2 separate regions of the Mus musculus genome follow, and region 2 is linked to region 1. Evidence: chromatin loops called from intact Hi-C (ENCODE). Cell type or tissue: gastrocnemius. All regions are shown on one strand. Links, peaks and the distances in the headings refer to the core of each region. The heading gives the core; the rest is flanking DNA.

The links. Hi-C counts contacts between places; a loop is a spot of excess contacts. Peaks named below come from ENCODE experiments on the same cell type or tissue, not always from the same donor. Only the 100,000 strongest peaks of a DNase experiment are listed, where the experiment ranks them.
Region 2: it touches region 1 in a loop (5-fold over the local background); 38 of 42 quality-filtered maps call a loop at or near these places.

What each region holds. Positions count from the first base shown.
Region 1 is chr5:35,967,214-35,977,338 of GRCm38, forward strand. Afap1 (actin filament associated protein 1) reads left to right here. Exons shown (of 17, transcript NM_027373.2): 9 at 1,357-1,506; 10 at 7,175-7,386; 11 at 9,279-9,424. Among named protein-coding and RNA genes, the nearest start is that of Afap1, 79 kb to the left of the region's middle. In gastrocnemius, for the core only: CTCF peaks have their summits at 4,843 (motif pointing left) and 8,694 (motif pointing left); DNase peaks (open chromatin) are centred at 3,687, 4,832, 6,708 and 8,668; H3K4me3 peaks cover 317 bases; H3K27ac peaks cover 3,682 bases.
Region 2 is chr5:35,864,789-35,874,913 of GRCm38, forward strand. Ablim2 (actin-binding LIM protein 2) reads left to right here. Exons shown (of 22, transcript NM_001177696.1): 18 at 1,917-1,978; 19 at 8,382-8,436; 20 at 9,845-9,852; 21 at 10,045-10,125. Among named protein-coding and RNA genes, the nearest start is that of Afap1, 23 kb to the right of the region's middle. In gastrocnemius, for the core only: a CTCF peak has its summit at 6,005 (motif pointing right); a DNase peak (open chromatin) is centred at 6,008; H3K4me3 peaks cover 221 bases; H3K27ac peaks cover 981 bases.

The DNA.
Region 1 (10,125 bases), core at 1,172-9,171:
GGGGAATTCTTCTGAAACTTAATCCATGCTCCTAGGTGTTCTGTCTCTGGAAGGATTCCATGGGACCTGCTGGGTTCACTTGTTCCTGGAAAAGGAGCCTGGATGCCCATTGCATTCTAAAAGGGTTTGTGTGTTGTCCCAAAGGACTGAAGGGTTGCACTAGGTGTGTAGTGAGCGAGGTGATGCTGCATGGGTCTTGATGTAGAACTGCAGCCCAGGGAGGCTGTGTTCCAGTGGAGGAGACCCTTGGGAAAGCCTCACACCCAGCTCTAGCATGTGACTGACATTCTTAAGAGACCGAGATGGGCTGACTAGCCTTTGCCCGGAGTTGCTCTCGAGTAGAAGGATCAGGTCCCTCAGCTCCGAGTGGGCCCTTATGCATCCATTCTGACTTGTCTGAGTCTCATCCTGTGATTCAGCTCAACTCATGGATGAAACCTTGAGGGGAGGAGAGGGCTACACATGTCTGAGTAAGAGCAAATTCAGGAAACCAGCTCACAGTCAGCTTCCCTCTGTGGCCTGGTCTAGAGAGATGAGAACTGCCCTGTGCCAGAACCAGGAGTCATTATCACTGGCATGGACTCTGCACCAAGATACTGCATATGGGAGTCCAGGATTTTCAGGTCTTCTGGTTTTTGCAGAAGACAAAAGTTCTTATTGTACAGCATGTTTCTAGGTTTATATGCTAACAGATCATTCCTAGCCATCACTGTCCTGATTAAAATGTGAGGTGATGGATCGAAAGGTAGGCTCTCGTCTGAGAGCTCTGCACAGAGAAGCTCAGCGTAGTGTCCAAAATGGACAGGATAGACCACCAATGAGGACCCACATTCCTCTCCCTTTCTTAAGGACCTGCCCCTTGTCAACCATGCTACTGCGGCAGTGGTACTAGCTCCCCTTGGTTCCTTGGGCCCCTGCATCTTAACACACTGATGATCTGTGTCAGCCTGGGAGTTGCTTCCTCTGAGACAGGCATATCTCATTCTTTACATCTGAGCAGTCAACTCTGCCCTGGGCAGGCTCTGTGTGACCATTCACCCGTTCATCCGTTCTCCAAGTAACTCGTATCTCCATGTGGGTTTTGCCATCCTTTGTTGCCGTGAGTACGTCATGTATGGATGGTAATGCTCACATGCCTGTATGCACATGTGTTCATACCTGATCCTCTCTGCAGTGCGGGCTTCCTGAGTATAGCCATATCCTTCTGCTGCCCCAGCATCTGGATCCCCAGCTGGCTCGTCACAGGTGTTCATGTGTACGATGAGTGACAGTTTGGAGAGGAGGAAATGCCTGGCGATCAGCGCTGTGACATTCCCACTTAACACCAATGGTTAAGACACACTTTTGTGTTGACAGCAAAGAGGAAGAAACCTTCCAAGTCAGAGGCCAAGGGGACTGTGTCCAAGGTCACTGGGAAGAAAATTACCAAGATCATCGGTCTGGGAAAGAAGAAGCCATCCACAGATGAGCAGACATCATCAGCAGAGGAGGATGTGCCCACTTGTGGTAAGACCCTGCCATGTGTCAGCAGACTATCCCTGGGTGTGCTCTGGGGCTGTCTGAAGTGTGGAGAGCAGTTTCAGCCTTTAGTAATAGAAGTATCTCCAAGGGCTTGTGATGCTGGTCCATGGTTTTTTCAAGGTAAATACCAATGTTCTCTGTCTCTTCCCCGAGTTCTCGCCAGTGTTTCCAGACTTGGACACAGGCACCAAACAGGCCAAAGCTCTAGAACTGAGTCTCCTTTGGGTCACACCTAGAACTTAAGTTGCAGACAGAGCTGTGTGGTCATCTCATGTTCACAGTGTTGTCTTCTGTCTGTCTGTCTCTGTCCCCCACCCCCAGTGTGTGTGTATGTATGTGTGTGTGATGCTATTTTGTCAGAGATTGGGTAAAGCATATGGTCTATAGCAGTCACCAAGCCAGTCTTGCCTGCCTGGTGTCTAGGCTAGGGGCTAAAGAGAGGAACCAACCAGGGACACGAACCAGAGGAATGCGTATGTAACAGCCAGCTGTGCCCACCATGTGGAGAGCAAAGCAGTGGAGGGTGCTATCATGGCACCTAAGTTAGGCTGTGGGCAGGCTGTTGGGTACAGCGTCCACAAGAATGGTAACAACACCACACTGTAACAGTCCTAGTAGCCACATTTAGGGGAACTGAGTAGCTCTTTCAAGGAGGAAAACTTCATAAATGCAAAGGAATGTTCGCCTTTCGATTTTGATTTGTTTATAGTACTAGAGATGCTCTAGGCTAGTGTCCTACCTCCAGGCCCTTTCCTTCCTTAAAAATATCAAGAATGGAGCCTGGTATGGGGGGTACATGCCTGTAATCCTAGTACCAAGAATGGAACCTGGTATGAGGGTACATGCCTGTAATCCTAGTACCAAGGGGGCAGAAGCATAGAGGGTTATTGCCAATAAGGCCAGCCTGGGCTATTCTGGGCTAGACTGGACTAGTCTGGGCTATCCTGGGCTATGTACTGAGTACTAACCAGCCACAGCAACATAGTAAGACCCTATACCAGAACAAAACAAGACCAGGAATACGCCCTTGTAGATTACTATTCAGAGCCTGCTTCCCATCAGTGTGAACACACGCTTCCTTCAGAGTCATTCTGTTTACAGTCCCCTCTTTCCTACTGATTCCCCTCCTTGGGTTCCGAGTCAGGAAAGAATAATAGCATCCATAGGTACCAGGAGCTACGTGCACCCCAGATCCCTGGACTATTTATCATCAAGTAGTTGCTGGGAACAGGACAGACTCAGGTCAGCTGGTAATGAAGGTCTCCATGTCATATTCCTTTCTATGAGGAGAGAACTTGGCTGGAGTGCAGACAGCTGGACAAAGCTGTGACCGAGTTGGGAGAGGCTGGGGACACTGCCACACTGCTCCTGGCCAACCTCTCCATCTTCCTGGAGCTCTTGGGGACATAGTCTTTCTTCCTGCCTTTGTCATCAGCCCTTGAGATGACAGCAGTCTGGAGTTAAGGAGAGTTTAGCTTCTGCTTTTTTTTTCAACTGATCTAGGTTAGAGATAATAAGAAATTATTGTTTTTGAGACACGGTCTCACCATATACACCAGGCAGGTCTTGAACTCACAGAGATCTGCCTGCTGCATCTGTCTCCTGAGCGCCGGGATTCAAGACTAGAGGTAGAAATGCTTTAAGGAGGAATGGTTGTGTATTAATTAACATGGCAAGGCAGGTCAGAGGTCACAGTCTGGGCCCTCCTCTTGCAGAGGAGAATGGCGTGCCTCAGAGAAGTCATGAGTCTCGGGCCTCAGCAGAATTGGTGGCCCCTGCCCTCACAAGCGGGTGACTCCACTCCTCAATACTCTCTGACTCCCTGTAAGTCATGGCACTTCCTTATCAGAAGAGCACAGCGTTGCAGGCCTGCCCACAGATGCCCACAGCATTACTGTCTCCATGCTAGTCAGTTTCTTGAGAGCTTGGGTGATCCTGAGAGCAGGGGCCTGAGACTTTGCTGGTCACAGCTCTGGCTTCTGCCGAGACAATGGCCTCTGTCCGCACAACTCTAAAATGGACACGCAGCTCTCTGCCAGACCAGAGGTAAGGGTACGTGTCTCTAGGGGAACAGGGAACAATGGCCATTTTCAGCCTTTCAGAGCAGCTGCAGGGCTCTCAGCAGAGGAAGGGAGCTGGACTGGGGCCCGGGGGGACTGACCCTGCCAAGCTGAGCCCCTGCAGCTGCTGGGAGACAGTGCTAAGCTGATGGGGCCAGAAGGGCAGAGCAGCTGAGCAGGCAGAAAAGGGTCCCGGGAATTACTGAGCTGAGCTTGGTGCACACCTGTGCACTGCAGTCTGGTTAAGCTAGACGGGGTGCTGTGGTTTCCTGGGGTGCTCTTGCAGGGCTTTCGTGGGTGGGGAGCAGAGCTGCAGAGGTAGCTGGGTGGCCCTAGGTGCCATCTTCATCCCTTGAGAGGCCTTTGAGGGATGCATTAGTGTTGGTCTGGGCAGCTTGTTTGCAGCCCTCCGGGTAATGTACCCAAGAGACACACCAAGACTCCAAACCCAAGATGATTTTTTTTTCCTGGCCTTCCATGGTCTGACAAAGTCCCAGGGTTCTTGTTATTCTATAAGCAAAGCCGTGAGACCTGGAAATGTACCCTCCCTCCAGCCCTCCTCCTGTCTGTCTACCCTCTCTCTGCCCCACACAGGTGCCTTATACTAGTCACATCATCCTAGGTACAAGCACAAAGGCCTCCTCTTGCTGTCCACCTGGGAGCTCAGACTGGTCCAAGCCTCATTGCATTGCTAGATTATGACACTGCTCTGCAGTGTCACCATCACTCAGCGCAGGGCCCAGAAGATGCTGGCAAGGCCACTCATTGCTTTGGGGATTCGGGCTGCTTGTCTGGGATGTGGGTTCCAACGGTTCCTTGGTTTCTGTGAACATGGGAGGTGAACTGGGCAGGGGCTAAGGGTCTGTGTTACCACCACTGTCTATTCTTTACCTGCTGTGCTTTAAAGTCAACGAAACACATCTGCACACTCAGCCCTGCCCAGGCTCGGGTGAAAAAGGTAGACTCTGAGGCCTGTAGAGTTAACTTTAGAATTCAAACGAGACCTTGTTTAATCTTGCCTTTCTTTCTGTAGAATTTGGAGTGGAAAGAATCTCAAAATATTAAACTGAAATTACCCAGTTTTAAAGATATATTAGCACATTACTATAATATAAGTGGGGTTATAAAAATAGAAAAAGAATAAAAACCAGTGGAAAAATCAAACAACAAATCCCTCATCTAATTGTTCCCCAGAAGCCTCCAAGCCCGTCCACATCCAGGTCTTAAGGTCCTGGCTGCACTCTGCCGCCCTCTGGTGGCAGATGTCTGCTTTAGCTGGAAGATCTGGCAGATCCCCGCCTGACCTTATTCACCTCTGTGTTCCCTCCCCAAGAAAATGAAAACTTGGGAATCACTTCTTGAGAAAGTGAGGTGCCATGGGGGCCTGTTGACAAACACAGCTGTGAACATGTCTGAGTTTCCTGCTTCTCTCTCTCTCTGAAACTTAAATCCCAAGAATGTATTAAAATATGGTAATGTCCCATGAAGTCATGCTTTAACTTAAGGGAGGACCTGTCTCATGCAATCATCCTTCTATGGCTGAAATGTTGGGAAAGCGGCAGCATCTGATGACTGTGGGCAGACTCCATCCGGAGTGAGGAGCGAGGAGTGGGCTGGTGCTGCTGTCAGTTCTGTCCAGGCTGGCGTCTGAGACTATCTGCTTGAGGCTCTCTACAGTGCGGTCACTGGAGGGTCTTGTGCCACTAGATCTCTAATCCTTGCTTAGGCCCAGTCACAGACAACTCAGCCGACTCACACACGATGCATCTTTTCCCTATCTGGCAGCTTCATGAAGCCCATATGCCCTAGAGTTCAGAGCTTTTTTTGTTTTTAAAGGCAAGGTCATCATGTGTCATACAGATTCATCTTGAACTCATGTCCTGCATCCAACTTCCCGAGTACTGAAAATATATGTTACCACACTGGTTAGTTTTTTGTTTGTTTGTTTGTTTCTGGTTTTGGTTGTTGTTGAGACAGGGTCTTATTATATAGCCCAGGTTGGCTTTGAACTCATGATCTCTCTGAGCCTCCCTGCTGCATGCTGGGCTCACAGGCATGTGCCTCCACTCCCCGTCCAGAGTGGCTCTGTAACAGTGGCTAAAGAGCCCATGCACATGTGATCCATGTCTCCAGAATAGATCAAGTTACTTCAGGCCTTCCTGCCATCCTGTTTGTGGGCGTGCGCTCAGAAAACACTTAGGCTCTGTTGATACAGGTGACGTCTACTCAGAGAGGTCTAGTGCCTGGCTCTCTGCGTGATTGATTGCTGTTGATAGCCTTCAAAACAGTTCTAGTAAGATGTTCGTCTGACTGCGTTTTAAAGCAGGGCTTTCCTTCTTCCTTTTAAAACAGTAATGAATCAGAACAGTCCCATCTATACATTAAAAGCCTTTAAAAAGAATAATATCATTTAGCTGCGGTTTCTCAAGCGAAACCTGCAGCTGTACTGGGAACAATCCCCCTTATCTGTCTTTGATTTTATGTAGGCATCAGGTCTGGCTATGGCCTCTGGTAGGGCACCCCACATCTGAAGATGCCTTCCTTCTCCTTCCTAGATGGCCCTTGAAGAAAAATGTCTAGAAGCTGCCTGAACACAAGAGTCCCCTTTTCTGGTGCTCACAGGCTTCTGTCTTGGTGTCTGTGACATCAGAGATTCTTCGCCTCACGAGGCAAGAGATGCATGTTAGAGTGTTAAGAGTGTGTGGACTCAGGAGGCCCCCAGCCAGAGAAGGACTCACATTTTGCATATGTGGGTACTCACTGGGAATATATCTTGAAGAAAAACTCATCAGAGGTGTGCAAACCTTCATCTGAGCACTGAGGGTCTGAGTACGTATGTGTGCAAGACCTGGAAGAAGCTGAGCGACACCTAGCCTTCTCCACTATCCTCCTTTTTACCCGCTGGCCACCCTTTCCCTGTCTAATCCTTTCTTAGTCTCGGAGAGATGGTGTGCGCACAGTGGGACAGTTGGAGGCCATAGTAGGACAACTGCCACAGATGCCACAGTCAGCTTTCATCTGGGTTAGTCTCTCCAGGAGATGAAACTCTGGCTTCCCCAAGCAGGGATGGGACATAGAGACCAGGAGGAGGCCTTGGGCTGTGGGTGGGGAGCTCATACCAGCCACGTTCCGTCATTTGCTGGAACATATCCAGCGCTGGGGAGTTTACCACTCCCCGGGCCTCCCACTTCCTGGAGAGTTTTCATCTTCTGATACTTTTATTTCTGTCTCCCGTGCTCTGCTTACAGCGTTTGCAGCTGGGTCGTCTTGCATGTGATTTCTCTTCCGTTATGTGCAGGCAGCTGTCAGCCCCTCCTCGCCACCCCATGTCCACTGTCACTGTCTCAAGGCGGTTTCCTGGTTCCCGTGTAGACACCAAGGAGATGAAACTGGTCCTGATACCGTGCAGTGGGTTCTGTCCGGGGAAGAGCCTCCAGGTCCCGTTGAAAGGCAGCTGTGTAATAATGACTCTTATCTCTTTATGAGCATTTAAAACCTGGATGTGAGCGTGTGTTTCGTGCACTCTGTAAAAGACCACAGACAAGGGACGTGGCTTCCTCGGGAGCCTGAGCTGTGGCATCCTCTCCTTGCAGGCTACCTGAATGTGCTCTCTAACAGCCGCTGGCGGGAGCGCTGGTGCAGAGTGAAGGACAGCAAACTCATTCTCCACAAGGACAGGGCTGACCTGAAGACCCACCTCGTCTCCATCCCCCTCCGTGGCTGCGAGGTGATCCCGGGCCTGGATTCTAAGCACCCGTTGACCTTCCGGCTGCTTCGAAACGGACAGGAGGTGGCTGTTCTAGAGGTATGGGCTTCCCTGGGGCTGCTATCCAGAGAGGTGTACACAGATTCTGTCAACAGCATGATTAGGTCTTCTGCAGAAGACCCTAGCTCCCTGTAGGGACTGATTTTGATCCAGCCCCTTCCCTCCCTTGGCTAATTCTGTTTTACGTTGTCTTCAGGGTTTCTCTTTTGGAGAGTCATGGATGATACAGGCTTCCAAGAGCATCATGCATGACAACTTTGCTTGCCACAGCTAAATGCCTAGCTCCAAATAACAGGCCACCTTTTCTCTTCTTTCTTTCTTTCTTTCTTTCTTTCTTTCTTTCTTTCTTTCTTCCTTCCTTCCTTCCTTCCTTCCTTCCTTCCTTCCTTCCTTCCTTCCTTCCTTTCTTTCTTTCTTTCTTTCTTTCTTTCTTTCTTTCTGATTTATTTATTTTTATTTATTTATTATATGTAAGTACACTGTAGCTGTCTTCAGACACTTTTTCTTCTCACTCTGGCCCTGCTTGCTCCCTATAGCTGACTTCTGACACCCCAGAAGAGGGCATCAGATTTCATTATGGATGGTTGTGAGCCATCATGTGGTTGCTGGGATTTGAACTCACCACCTTAACCACCTTAACCGTTAACCGTTGAGCCCACTTTTTCAAAGTGCCTAGGCAGGCAATACCTTGTGGGGGAAAAAAAATCTCCATTAAAATACTTCTTCTAAGCATAGGCTACTCAGGTACATAGGACTGTTTCCTTCGCTTGTCCTTTGGAAAGCTCTCCACATGTTAGGGCCCCTGACACCCTGTGGTAGGGTCTGTGAGGAGCAAGCCTGTGGCTACTTATGTCCTTTATTGTCTGCTTGGCTGCTTTATAGGATAGTTCACCAGTCTTCCATTTTGGTCTTTTCTACTTGACAGTAATCCAGACTTATTTTTCCCCTTTTCTCCTTTCTCCTTCTTATGATTAAGATACACACACATGTCATACATTCACAGACGTGAAGAATTATGTTTTCCAGGGTTCATGTCAGTATGTTCGTGCCACAAGGTCAGCAGAAGTGAGGCTGTGTTAGGCTTGTATCAGCGGCTGACATACATGCCATCCACCAGACGCAGAGCCCAATCTTAAATGGCTGTGGTGTGGGTATGGGACTCTGAGCAGTGTCAAGGTGTCCAGGCACGCAGCCAACATCTTGAATTTCAGCATGTGGGTACTTATTTCCAAAATTGTTTTCATAGTAGGTTTTTGTTTGGCTTATTTTTGGTTTGTCTCGGACCTTATATTATCTCTATAGGACTCACTGGCCCAGATAGTCTCAGGGACGAGGAGGATGACTGCCCCCTGGTGGCTGCCGTGCAAAAATGCATATCTCATCCAGTTCTGGGATGCTGTATCTACCCTAGCTCTCACTGATCCGACAGCAAGCAGCCAAGTCTATTTTTTTTTCTCTTGGGCTGTTACCTGCCTACAAAAACACTTAACAAGGATGGATTAAAATTTTAATAAGGATAATTTTAAAGGTAGTATGGAAAAAAAACTTTAAAGAAGCTATAAGGTCTGGCACCTACAGATGTCTTTAAAACAGTAAACACAGAGCTAGTCAAAACTACAGAAAAGTGTCACACCTGCAAAGATGCAGTGGACTTGAAGATAAGCTGTCTTCAATAGTATCCAGATAAGAGAAGCAAGCTTGCCGCCACATACCACACCCGCTGCAGCACAGGCTGGGCTAGGACCTCTGGGAGTCATGGGGTAGAGCGCCCACCTGCATGGTCTCCAGGCCAGGCAGCCAGCACACTTTGTAACTTGCTGTGGCTCCGATGTAATTACTCTTATGAATCTCTTTTCTGGCACTCTCTCCCAGGTACTCTGTGTTCTCTTTCCCTTCCCGTCACGCATCTCTGTCTCTCTTCCCCGTGACAGGCATCATCGTCTGAAGACATGGGCAGGTGGATTGGCATCTTGCTGGCTGAGACGGGGTCCTCCACGGACCCAGGAGCGCTGCACTACGACTACATCGATGTGGAGATGTCAGCAAATGTCATCCAGACGGCGAAACAGACCTTCTGGTAAGACTCACGCACGGCCTGCGGCAGGCCTGAACTCGGTCACATTCCTCTTGTTCTGTTTGACAGTAGGTGCTCAGTGACCACGCAGACCAGAAGCTCACCCAGGGACTTTTCCTTGGTGGGGTGCTGGTCCTGATGACCCTGATGTTGGTCATTTCAGCCCTCTGGAATTTCTGCTAGAGTGGCCTTGGCTAACTTGTCTGAAGATGGCTTCATGGACCCCAGGACTCCTGCGACATCTGCCTAGCTCTGCCCTTGCAGCCAGAGACTATAAGGGATCATGGCAGTTTTATTTACACCAATGAGTGGGTAGTCCTGATTTTGTCCCGTGGGCAGCTGTGGTCTCCCACCCACTGGTGACAGGCGTCTTCTAGAAAGCAGAGAAGATTCTGAATGCTGCTGAAACAAGGCCCAAGATTGCAAAAGCGGTCAGGGCAGCACTTTCTAAATTTAAGTTGTGACAAATAATTCTACTTTGGGCAAAAGCATATTTTTGAGCCAGGACACTTCCAGGAGCCCAGTAATCATGAGGGGTTTGTAGCAGCAGATCCCGTGGGGTCCACAGCCCATGTGGACATTCAGCATCGCCAGCTGTGCTCTAAGGTGAAAGTTCTCTCCATGGTCACCTGAGATGTGTTCTCCTTTCTCACCGCTTTGACAGACTGCTGTCCGGGCTGTGGTGGTGAACAGGCCTCTGCACA
Region 2 (10,125 bases), core at 1,091-9,090, 100 kb before region 1:
GCCCAGCAGCTCCCATGGCCTTTGGCCCCATGCTAGAGCAGCAAGGATCCCTGGGTCTCTGCCCTACCCATTCCATTTCAAGAGGCACTAGTAATTCTTATTTGAATTTGAGATTCTTCCCCCAACCTCAAAGATCCCAAATCCCATGTGGCTGGTGGTGGCCTGTAGTGGCCATCACAGGATGGCACAGTCCTACCTAGCCTAGGAGGGCTCATAGAGGCCAGAAGAGAGTATTAACAGCCATCATGGGGTACTGGGAATCAAGCCTGAGTTCTCTTAACTGCTTCGCCCCATCTTCTTCAGTTTCTTAAAGGAAAAAGTATGGCCAGGGCTGGAGAGATGAATCAGTAGTTAAACACATTGCTTCTCTTGTAGAGGGCCAGAACTCAGGTGCCAGCACCCACACTGGGCATCCCACAACTGCGTATAACTCCAGCTCCAGGAGATCTGACCTCTTCTTCTTGCCTATGGGCACCAGCACAGACCACGCCCATACCACACACACATACACATAACTAAAAACACAATGAATCTTTTTGTTTTTGTAATTGACCAGTCTGGGATGGCTGTAAGGATTGGGGGACATGGTGTGACCTATGGAAATAAGATTGCTACTATGTGTGAGAGGTTGACCATAGAGCCTGGGGGGACCGTGTGCAGTCCCCCGACTAGCAGGCCAGAAATACAGTTGAGATATTTGCTGTTTGTGTTCATCCAAAAGGCCTGGAAGGCTTGCAGAATCTGAGTTCAGTAGCAATAGGGTCGGGGTAGAGCTGAGAACCCAGCCAACAGGCAAGTTCTTTATTGCTGCTGACCTCCTCTTTGAGAAGCATTCGCTGCATCTAGCACCTTCAGCTAGCAGAGGCCCCTGGGTTTCCACAGTGGATCCCTTGGGAGACCAGAAGAGACTTTGTGTATAATTGGGAAGCAGGTGTCTTGGGGAGGGACCCCATGGCTTTGAGTGAGGAGGAGGTGTTAAGCCCTTTCTCTGTAAAATGCAAAGAGCAGGCTGTGCATTGACCTAGGCCACAAAGAGGCAGGAAAAGCAGGAGTGGCCCAGCATTCTGGCCCAGCATCCCATCTTCCAGCTCTCTCCCGCTCAGTATTTCAACGAGGGCTTCATGATCCAACCAGGTTCCTCTGCTGAGAGAAATCCGAGACTAGTGCCCTTGAAGTTAGACCCCTTCCAACCACATCTGGAACCATCTCATTGTAACCTGGTAGCAAGTGAGTCTCTCCATGTCTGGTCGCAAGTTGAGCCCAGGCTCTCTGCAGGATCCTGAAATGGAATGCCTAGCCCAGCATGCTTAGCAGCTGGGCCAAACAGGGTGGGTGGGCAGCTCTGACTTGCCTCATGCCAGTTCTTGGTGTGAATGGTGAGTGATGTGGTCCATGGCCCTCTGAGCCTTTTCCCTGCTGCCCAGTAGCTTCCATGGCCTTTGGCCTCATGCTAGAGCAGCAAGGATCCCTGGGTCTCTGCCCCACCCATTCTGTTTCAAGAGGCACTAATAATTAATCCCTATTTGAATTTCAGATTCCCCCCAGCCTCAAAGATCCCCAATCCTATGTGGCTGGTGGTGGCCTGTGGTGGCTATCACAGGATGGCACAGTCCTACCTGGCCTAGGAGGTCACAAGTCTAGGAGAGGAGCTAGCGTAGGTAATGTGATACTGAGGCTTATCCTAAACCTGGGTACCAGCTGTATTGGGCCCCCAAATAGGAATGATGTGGATAACTGGCTCAGATGTCACTCTGGGTCCTGGGGATAAAAGGTCACAAGCAAGGCAGGCAGATTATCTTTAGGGACCTCTGCTTGTTGTCACCTGCCTATCCTGTCCCTCTGCTGGAAGTGTTATGGACCCTGCCTTCCCCTGGTCAGGCTGGGTGGGTGACGAGGCTGTGCTGTATCTGTTACAGGCTTTCCTTATTCCAAACCTGACACTCTTCCAGGACCCAGGAAGGATGGCCTGGACCTCCGGGTAGGTACTTGGACCCTCCCTACCCGTGGGGCACTAACCATCACTTGCTGCCTACCTGCACTCATCCCCATAGCTTTGTGACCTCATCGCAAGGAGAGGCAGGGATCCTGCTTGCCTGCTTGCCTCTGCCTGATGTTCTGCTAAAGACGCTGTGACTGTAGCCTTTTCCATGTCAAAAATTACCAGGCCACAACCAGCTATACTCTGACTCTTTTCTGCTGTGCCCCAGAAGCCAAAGAGTCCCCAGTGTGTAAGGCAGGGGAGCTGTAGGTCACCCAGAATGACTAGGGCTGCTTTGAGATGCTCTTCAGCCCCATACCCTTCCCCATGGCTAATGTGTTCCTGTGTCTATGGAGCCGTGCTCATCCCATGTACTAGCATGTGGTCTGTGGTCACTGGGCATGGGCTCTTATCCTCTTCCCAATCTCAAAATACACAAAGGCAAGTGCAGGTAGTCTCTAGCCTGACTCCACAAAGAGAGCCAGGCATGTGCCCTGGTCCAGTGCCCTTTATGAGGAGCCTATAACCACGTTGGCTCTCAGTGAAGATCTCTAGGCTGAGGTGTGCTAATGATCCAGAACCTACCAAGCTTCATGCAGCACAGAACCCCAGGAGAATCTCCATCACCGAGGAAAACTTTCCTAGTGTCAGGAAGTTGTATATAAATCAAGACAATCCACTTCTCAAGAGAATGAAATGAGTGTGTGTGTGTGTGTGTGTGTGTGTGTGTGTGTGTTGCTGGAGTGGTCTTTTCCAATGTGAACTCAGGGCCAACTGTCTGGATTATCCTTTTCTCTATGGGACACTCTGATGACCAGGGAGGTATCTCCAGTGGCCACAGGCATCCTTTGGGGACTAGCCATTGTTTTCTCTACCTTCTCAGGCTCTGATTTCCTGTGCTTCTGTTCAGGACCTAGACTCAGGGTGTTCCCCGTGCAGGCACCTCTAGAGGTTCATGGTCCTTCCCACCCATTGATCTTCCTTCCTGCTCTGAAATGGACCTTGCATGTTGCATGCTTCTAAGTTTCCAATGGGATCTGTCTTCCACAGGGAAAGCAAGGGAGGCTGGAAACAGGATTCCTCTAACATCAGATGTAAGACTCTCTACCTAGAGTCAGGGATATACGGATATGGGAACTCTGTCTGTCTCTCTGGAAGGTTCTCTTTTTTTACCTGGAACAGTTGCTCTCAAAGCAAGGGGCCCAGAGGTGCCAGTGTCCCAGCTTGACCTAGCTAATATGTGCCCCCATTCAAGCCAGGTCCTAGGTGTTTGCTTTGTGATTGAGAGGAAGGTAAGGACTCTGGGCTGTCTGCATGCCCAGCCTGTGTGCAGCCAGCACTCTAGGAGGACACACAGAAGGTGACCACCTGGGAGAATCTCAGCTCTCCTCTCACATTGGGGAGCTTCCATGTCTGCAAAGGCCATGGTTTCTACCAAGTTCTCTTGAGAATAGGTGCTGTGGACCCTAGTGGGTCCATCTTCCTCCTGGAACTATTGTGAACATCATCTTAACTCTGCAGGACTGACAGGCAGATCTTATGTGAATGTGGGAGGGGAGAATAGGCAGACCTAAGTGCCCTGGGCTTGAATTCCCCAAGGTGGAGTCCATCCTCACAAGAGTTCTGACTTTCCACTTGGCTCTGGGATCCCTAGTTTTCTGTGCATGCTCTTTTCCATCCTCACTCCTCCAATACCTGTACATCCATCCATGCATCCTCGTCAGAAGGCTAGCTATTCAGTCACCCAGACAGTCTTTTACAGCCATGCTCAACAGTTCAAACCTGGCTCTTCTCTCTGGAGTTCCTGTAGTGCTTGCCCACAAACCTTTGCCAGTGACCTGCAGTGCCTCAGACTCAAATAATTCATTGAGTGCTTTGCTATCGGAAAGGATCTCGGGGTGAGGGGGTAGTCTAAATCAAAGTACAGGCTCAGTGAGAGCAAGATCCAAAAGAGAGGAGGGAGCCTCAGGAGAATGTTCTGTCAAAAACAAACAAATTGCATTGCATGAGAAAAGCTACCAAAGCAGCAGTCAGCTTCCTGACAGTGAAGACTGGACAGTCATGATCACGACCCTTTTACCGTGTCCCGTGTCTGAAGGAACAGAAGTTCTCCCAAGTCCTGCTCCAAGAGGGGTTTGTCACAAGACCTAGTGACCCCTAGTGTTGTACCTGTCAAAGGGCATGAGAATGTCCTGATAACCCAAACCTGCCACAGGAGGAAGATGGTCATAGTCCAGCAGACTAGCAGCCACCTGCTGCAGGTCTCCCTTTAAATAAGTCAGTAATGATTGACGTGTGCTGGCTGGCCCGCCCATCCGTAAGAGAATAGTGACTGGCCACCTGAAGGTCCTTGTGGCTGTTCCTTGGAAGAAGTCCCACTTGGAGAAATGCTGATGTTACCTGTGAACAGACTAAATTCCAACATTAAAAAAAAAAAAAAAAACAGGCTGTCAGGTTGGGTTAAAAAATAGCAAGATACACACTGAAAACATATTCTCAAACAGAAATAATAAGAAAAAGATTTGGGAGACATGATGCTATGACAGTGAAATTAAGTTTCAAATAGGTAATATATGAAGGGAGAGCAGGAATGGAGAGTGGCAGTGTCCTCATGAAACAGTGACAGAAACGTAAAGGCATCAAACAACCCAGCAGTCACAGACAACTTATATAGGTGCCTTGCACAGTCTTAAAATCAGACATAGATCTAGTAAATAAGAGTCACCAAGACTACAGAGTAACTCACTCACAAGCTTGAACCAGTAGATAAATGCAGAAACTAATACCTTTTGAATCCAGTTTCCATGTGTTCATAAAACTCCAAAAATGTTTATGTCAGCTGAGCATGGCGATGCACACCTTTAACCCTGGTACTTGGGAGGCAGGCAGATACCAGTGGGTTCAAGACCAGCCTGGTCTGTATAGAAAATTCCAGGATAGCCTAGCCTACATGGTGAGACCCTGCCTCAAAAATTGTAAATTTATATATATTTTAAGTGTTTAAAGAGAAAAAGGGACCAGGAGTTTAAGGCCAGCATTAGCTACATAGTGAGTTCAAGGCTAACCTGGGCTCTATAAGACCTGTCTCTGAAAGAGGCACAGGATGGGGGCTCGGGGGGTGGGAGTGGTCTGTTGGTGACTATAGATCTTCAGCTGAGATTCTGGAGAGAGCATGTGTTTGAATTAAAGAACCCTGAATTCCCAGCCATCTTGAAACAAGCTATGTAACTTTCATAGTCTTTATTTCCTAGAACTAACGAGGGTGGGAAGCCTGGTTCTTATATCTGAGTGATTATGAGAACACATTTGACTATGAGATCTTTCCATGAGCTCTGAATGGATAATAGTTTCCAAATGAGTCATGACTTCAAAAGCAAGCCCCCAGCCCCTCTTCCACACCAGCGTCTGCTGAGTCAGGCCTCTCATTCCTATGTGGCTTTAGCAGGAAAATCACAGCAGCCGGTGTGGGTGGCCATGACCTCATTCCTACGAGCAACCATAGTATAATCTTGGGAAAGCAAAGCCCATGGGTTCAAACTCCTCCAGTCCTGTGTGTTTTCTGTGTGAACTCAGCAAAGATGCTTGACCCCTCTGAGCCTGGACAGTAAAGCCTGTGGGTGTGTCCAACCTTGTGGGGTACAGCGAGATTAGAGAACGTGTCAGTAGAGCGCATACGTGCCCAGATGGGGAAGATATATAACATATCACCTTTGACAGCCCTGGCACTCATTGAGAACTACAGAGGAGTTACACAGGGGCAGGCAGTACGTACAGCCTTGGGCTGGTTCTTGCCCCTCAGCTCTGCTGCTGGGCCTCACAGATGGTTAGCCTAAGACTTGCTTGCACTGAGTGGTCTATAGAGACACATGGGGCGTAGACTCTACTTTTTCTGCTCTAGAAGTTCCTCCATTTGGAGGCTGGCCCAGTCCCTATCCTTCCTCCCTTTCCTCAGACCTAGATGGCTGGAGGACGCTCCTTTTGCTTGTTGTTGCAGGTGCTTGGCTGCTTGCGACTTGAGATTCCAAGCACTAGGTGGCAGCATTCCTCCTTTGCATAAATCTGTCCTAGCTGCAAAGGCTTGGCCAAGGCAGACTGGCCTCAGTTTGCACCAGAGGCTCTCTCATGGACCCATGTGCCTGGGATACTGGTCTTAGGCTGAGAAAATGTTCCCAAAGCTGTTTTTGAAAACTTCTAAGGGGAAAGGTGAAGGAGTGAGGTCATGGAGAGTTATTGCCTGATGATAAGACCCCTAGCTGGGCTGGTGAGATGGCTCAGTGGGTTAGAGCACCCGACTGCTCTTCCGAAGGTCCAGAGTTCAAATCCCAGCAACCACATGGTGGCTAACAACCATCCGTAACAAGATCTGACTCCCTCTTCTGGAGTGTCTGAAGACAGCTACAGTGTACTTACATATAATAAATAAATAAATTAAAAAAAAAAAAAAAAAAAAAACAATAAAGAGAGTCTTAAAAAAAAAAAAAAAAAAAAAAAAAAAAGACCCCTAGCTAAGGATGTAGGGCTTAGAGCCCAGTAGGGCAAACTAGGGTAGAACCCTTAGATTGAGTCATTGAAGTTGTGTTGGAAACCCAGGTCTTCTGGACTTGGTGGTGCATGCTTTTAATCCTGGCACTGGGGAGGCAAAGACAGGTAGATGTCTATGATTTTGAGGTCAGCCTGGTCTACATAGCAAATTCTAGACCAGCCAAGACAGCTCAAAACAAACAAACAAACAAACAAACAAATCAAGAAAGGAAAGAAGGAAGGAAGGAAGGAAGGAAGGAAGGAGAGAAGGAAAGGAAGGGAAGGAAGGGAAGGAAGGGAAGGAAGGGAAGGAAGGGAAGGGAAGGGAAGGGAAGGGAAGGGAAGGGAAGGGAAGGGAAGGGAAGGGAAGGGAAGGAAGGAAAAGAGAGAAATGCACACCCATGCCCAAAAGTCCATGGTAAGCCAAATATCAGAAATTTTAAAGACAGGCCCATTCCAACTCCTTGTGTGTACACTCACCCTCTCCACAGCCAGTCACAGCCTGCAGAATCCAGCTGAGGTAGAAAGGAGGTAGCAGCAGATCTTTGGGCCTCCATCTCCTTGTTTCAGATGAAGGGTCTTAGTGCATGGGGTGTCTCTGCTTCCACATTCTCTGGGGTGTAGAGCCTGCTTACAGCTTGTGCCCCACTTTTCGCCTGCTTTACGGTCCATCGGTCCATCGGAAGCAGCTTTCCTTGTAACTGTATCTGCAGCCGGAGCACAGGGTACCTCTACCTGCAGTGCTCTGCTGAAATGCAATCCCTGGGGCCTGTTTCAGAAACTCTGCCCAACAGCTCTGACCCCGTTTCAGCCCCTGGACTGTGCTGGGCCCTGGAGTACTGTCAGACATTCTTCAGGGAGCTCGGCTCACCCCACAATCCGTGTGTAGACAACAGGCATGGCCGTGGCAGGAGTCAGATGGGACAGGGATGCTGCAGCCCCATGGGGGCCCAGTGCGCTTTGCAGTGGCAGGGTCCCCATAGACAGGGGTAGCTTGTACAGATGGGGTTTTCCATGTGGGAAGAAGAGAAAGAAAAAAGACCTTTAATGACCAAGATGGTTCTGAGATGACAGTTTGTTAATGACAGCCATGAGCAGTTGAGAGAAGAGCCTGAGTCAGGCAATGGTCAGCTGCCCACTTCCTGTCTAGAATGTTACTACTTGAGTATGATTATCAGAGCAAGGCCACTCTCTCTGTCCAGCGTATTAGGGACTTCTGGACACCAGGATCCTTTTGGGAACCTGGAGCTGTGGGGATGCCTATGGTTTCCAGAGGGAGGCCAGGGCCCCTTTTGTCTTAAAGCACCGACATTGGTGCTCTGGACTGCGTAGCTGGGGACTCTGGGGATACAGTAAGAACAGTGCATAGCCCCCAGGAGGCAGCAGTCATATATATGGGTACCCCTTTGCCATCATATAGTCACAGTGAGACGGGGTGACTCTCGGGTCTACCTAGAGTGTGGGAACAGCACATTGAAGCTGCTTTTTACAAGGAGGAACGGAGATATCACACGTTAGCCCTATCACAGCATTAGTACAGGAAAGGGCGCTGAACTGTCCTGTAGGTCATGCCAGCTTCAGAGCAGGATCCAGGCACCAGAGCTCATGTTTAAAGGGAGGGCAGAGTTGATCAGACAGGTAGGGTTCAAAGGCTTCTGAGGCAGGTGTGAAAGCCAGCAGCCCACAGGGCAGGTTCCCGGATATTCACTTTCCAATGTTCAACGTTAGGTGACAACATCTGTTTGTCACCTAAACCTGTCAAACACTCTCCTCTCCCAGATGTATGAGGACCCAGGATGCATCGGGGGCTGTCTTCCAGCCCCCTACTGCCCGCCCCATGCAACCTGCCTCTTGCCGGTCTCTCTCTCTTTCTCTCTTCCAGAATGCCAACCTGGCCCCTTGTGGAGCAGACCCGGATGCCAGCTGGGGCACGCGAGGTACACACAATGGGGACCCCCGTGGGTCTCTGGCTTGGCCAGAATCACTAGCACATGTTGATCAGTCTCATTCTGAGACGACCCCTCCGGGACCTGCTGGCAGAAGGCTCTGCACCATGGATGAAGGGTACCTCATGGAGGGGTACCTGATGGCCCTCAGCTTTTTCATCCTATGCTGCAGGGGCCTGTCATGGCTTTTTAGTGCTGTGCATCTCTTGGAGTACAGCAGTTATAAGTAAACAGCTTCCAGGGTCTGAGCTGAACAGTGCAAGTCAAACCCCATCTTTGCCCTTATCCACGTGTTTGCTGACATGTGTGTGAGTGGCCAGCTGGTCATGTGACAGGCACTCCATTCAAGGCTGCTCCCCTAGCTCTGAATAGGGTCATGCACTTGGCTACCCTCACTGTGCTCCTCTGGAATGCTCGGGGGGTGGGGATATCTTGCTTTTGCATACCAGTTCGAACACAGATGGCAGCATCCAACCTGCTCTTAACGTAGTTGTTTCAGTCTCCAGCCATGGAGCTGGCACTCCAGAGTCTCAAGTTGGAAGACCAAGGGCCTGTCTCATACAGGCATCTTCCTTCCAGAATGATTTTGAAGGCCAGATTCTCGTGACCCTTCCTGTGTGTATGGAGCCCCTGCCATCGTGTTAGCTTCTATCTGATACCTTAAGTCTAGAGAAAACCCTTGTCAGAAGGAGCAGTTCAGAGCTCGGGTGTTTAAAACAGGAAGCGAAGCATGATCAAGAGGGCCTAGGATGTGGCTTGGGTGGCAGAGGGCTTGCCTGTCATACCCTGGATGTAATCCCCAGTACCATATAAACTACATGTGATGGTGCATACTGTAATCCCAGCACTTTGGGTCAGAAGACAGGTGAATCAAGAGTTCAAGATCACTCTCAGCTATATAGTAAGTTCAAGGCTAGCCTAAGCTCAGTGAGACCTTGTCAAAAAAAGAAGAAAAGACAATTGAGGTAGGACTGTGGTAGAGGGGTGGAGAGATACACATCATTAAAGGCATCAGACTCCACAACACCCCTCAGAGAGTTTCCCTGGAGAGCCCATTGCATGTCTAGGTAAACTGAGACTGATGTCTTTCTCAGAGTAGTCTTGAACACCACCCGGAAAGACATCTCCCAGCCGAGAAGCACAGTGCCGAGACACAGCTTCCAGTGTGGCCTGCAGCCTCCTGGCCATGCCTCCTGCTCTCAGTTTGCTGTGGGAGAGCCTTGAAATCTCTTAAAAATCTAAGATCAGAGTCCCATGAAGGCTGCTCAGGGGACCAGCGACCAAGCACGGCCCAGCTGACTGGGGGTGGGAGTTGCCCAGGAAGAGGATTGCTCTCATCCTGGGCATGGATTCTTTTCATTTCTAAGGCAGCCCTGTGGTCTCTGCTCTTCTCTTACAGAGTATAAGGTAAGGGACTGCCTTCACTAACCGATGTCTCCCACCTCGCTGCACCTGCCCAGGTTAAAAGATCCTTTTTGTTGCGTTTTCTCTATGAAATGTGCATGTCTGCAGCCCACACAAGTATGTATTCGGGTTTGCCTTTTGGTCAGCTCAGGGGTACTTGTCTCTCAAGATAACCCTGTGGTGTCTTTCCTGCAGATATATCCCTATGATTCCCTCATCGTAACAAACCGAATTCGTGTGAAACTGCCCAAAGACGTGGACCGGACACGGCTGGAG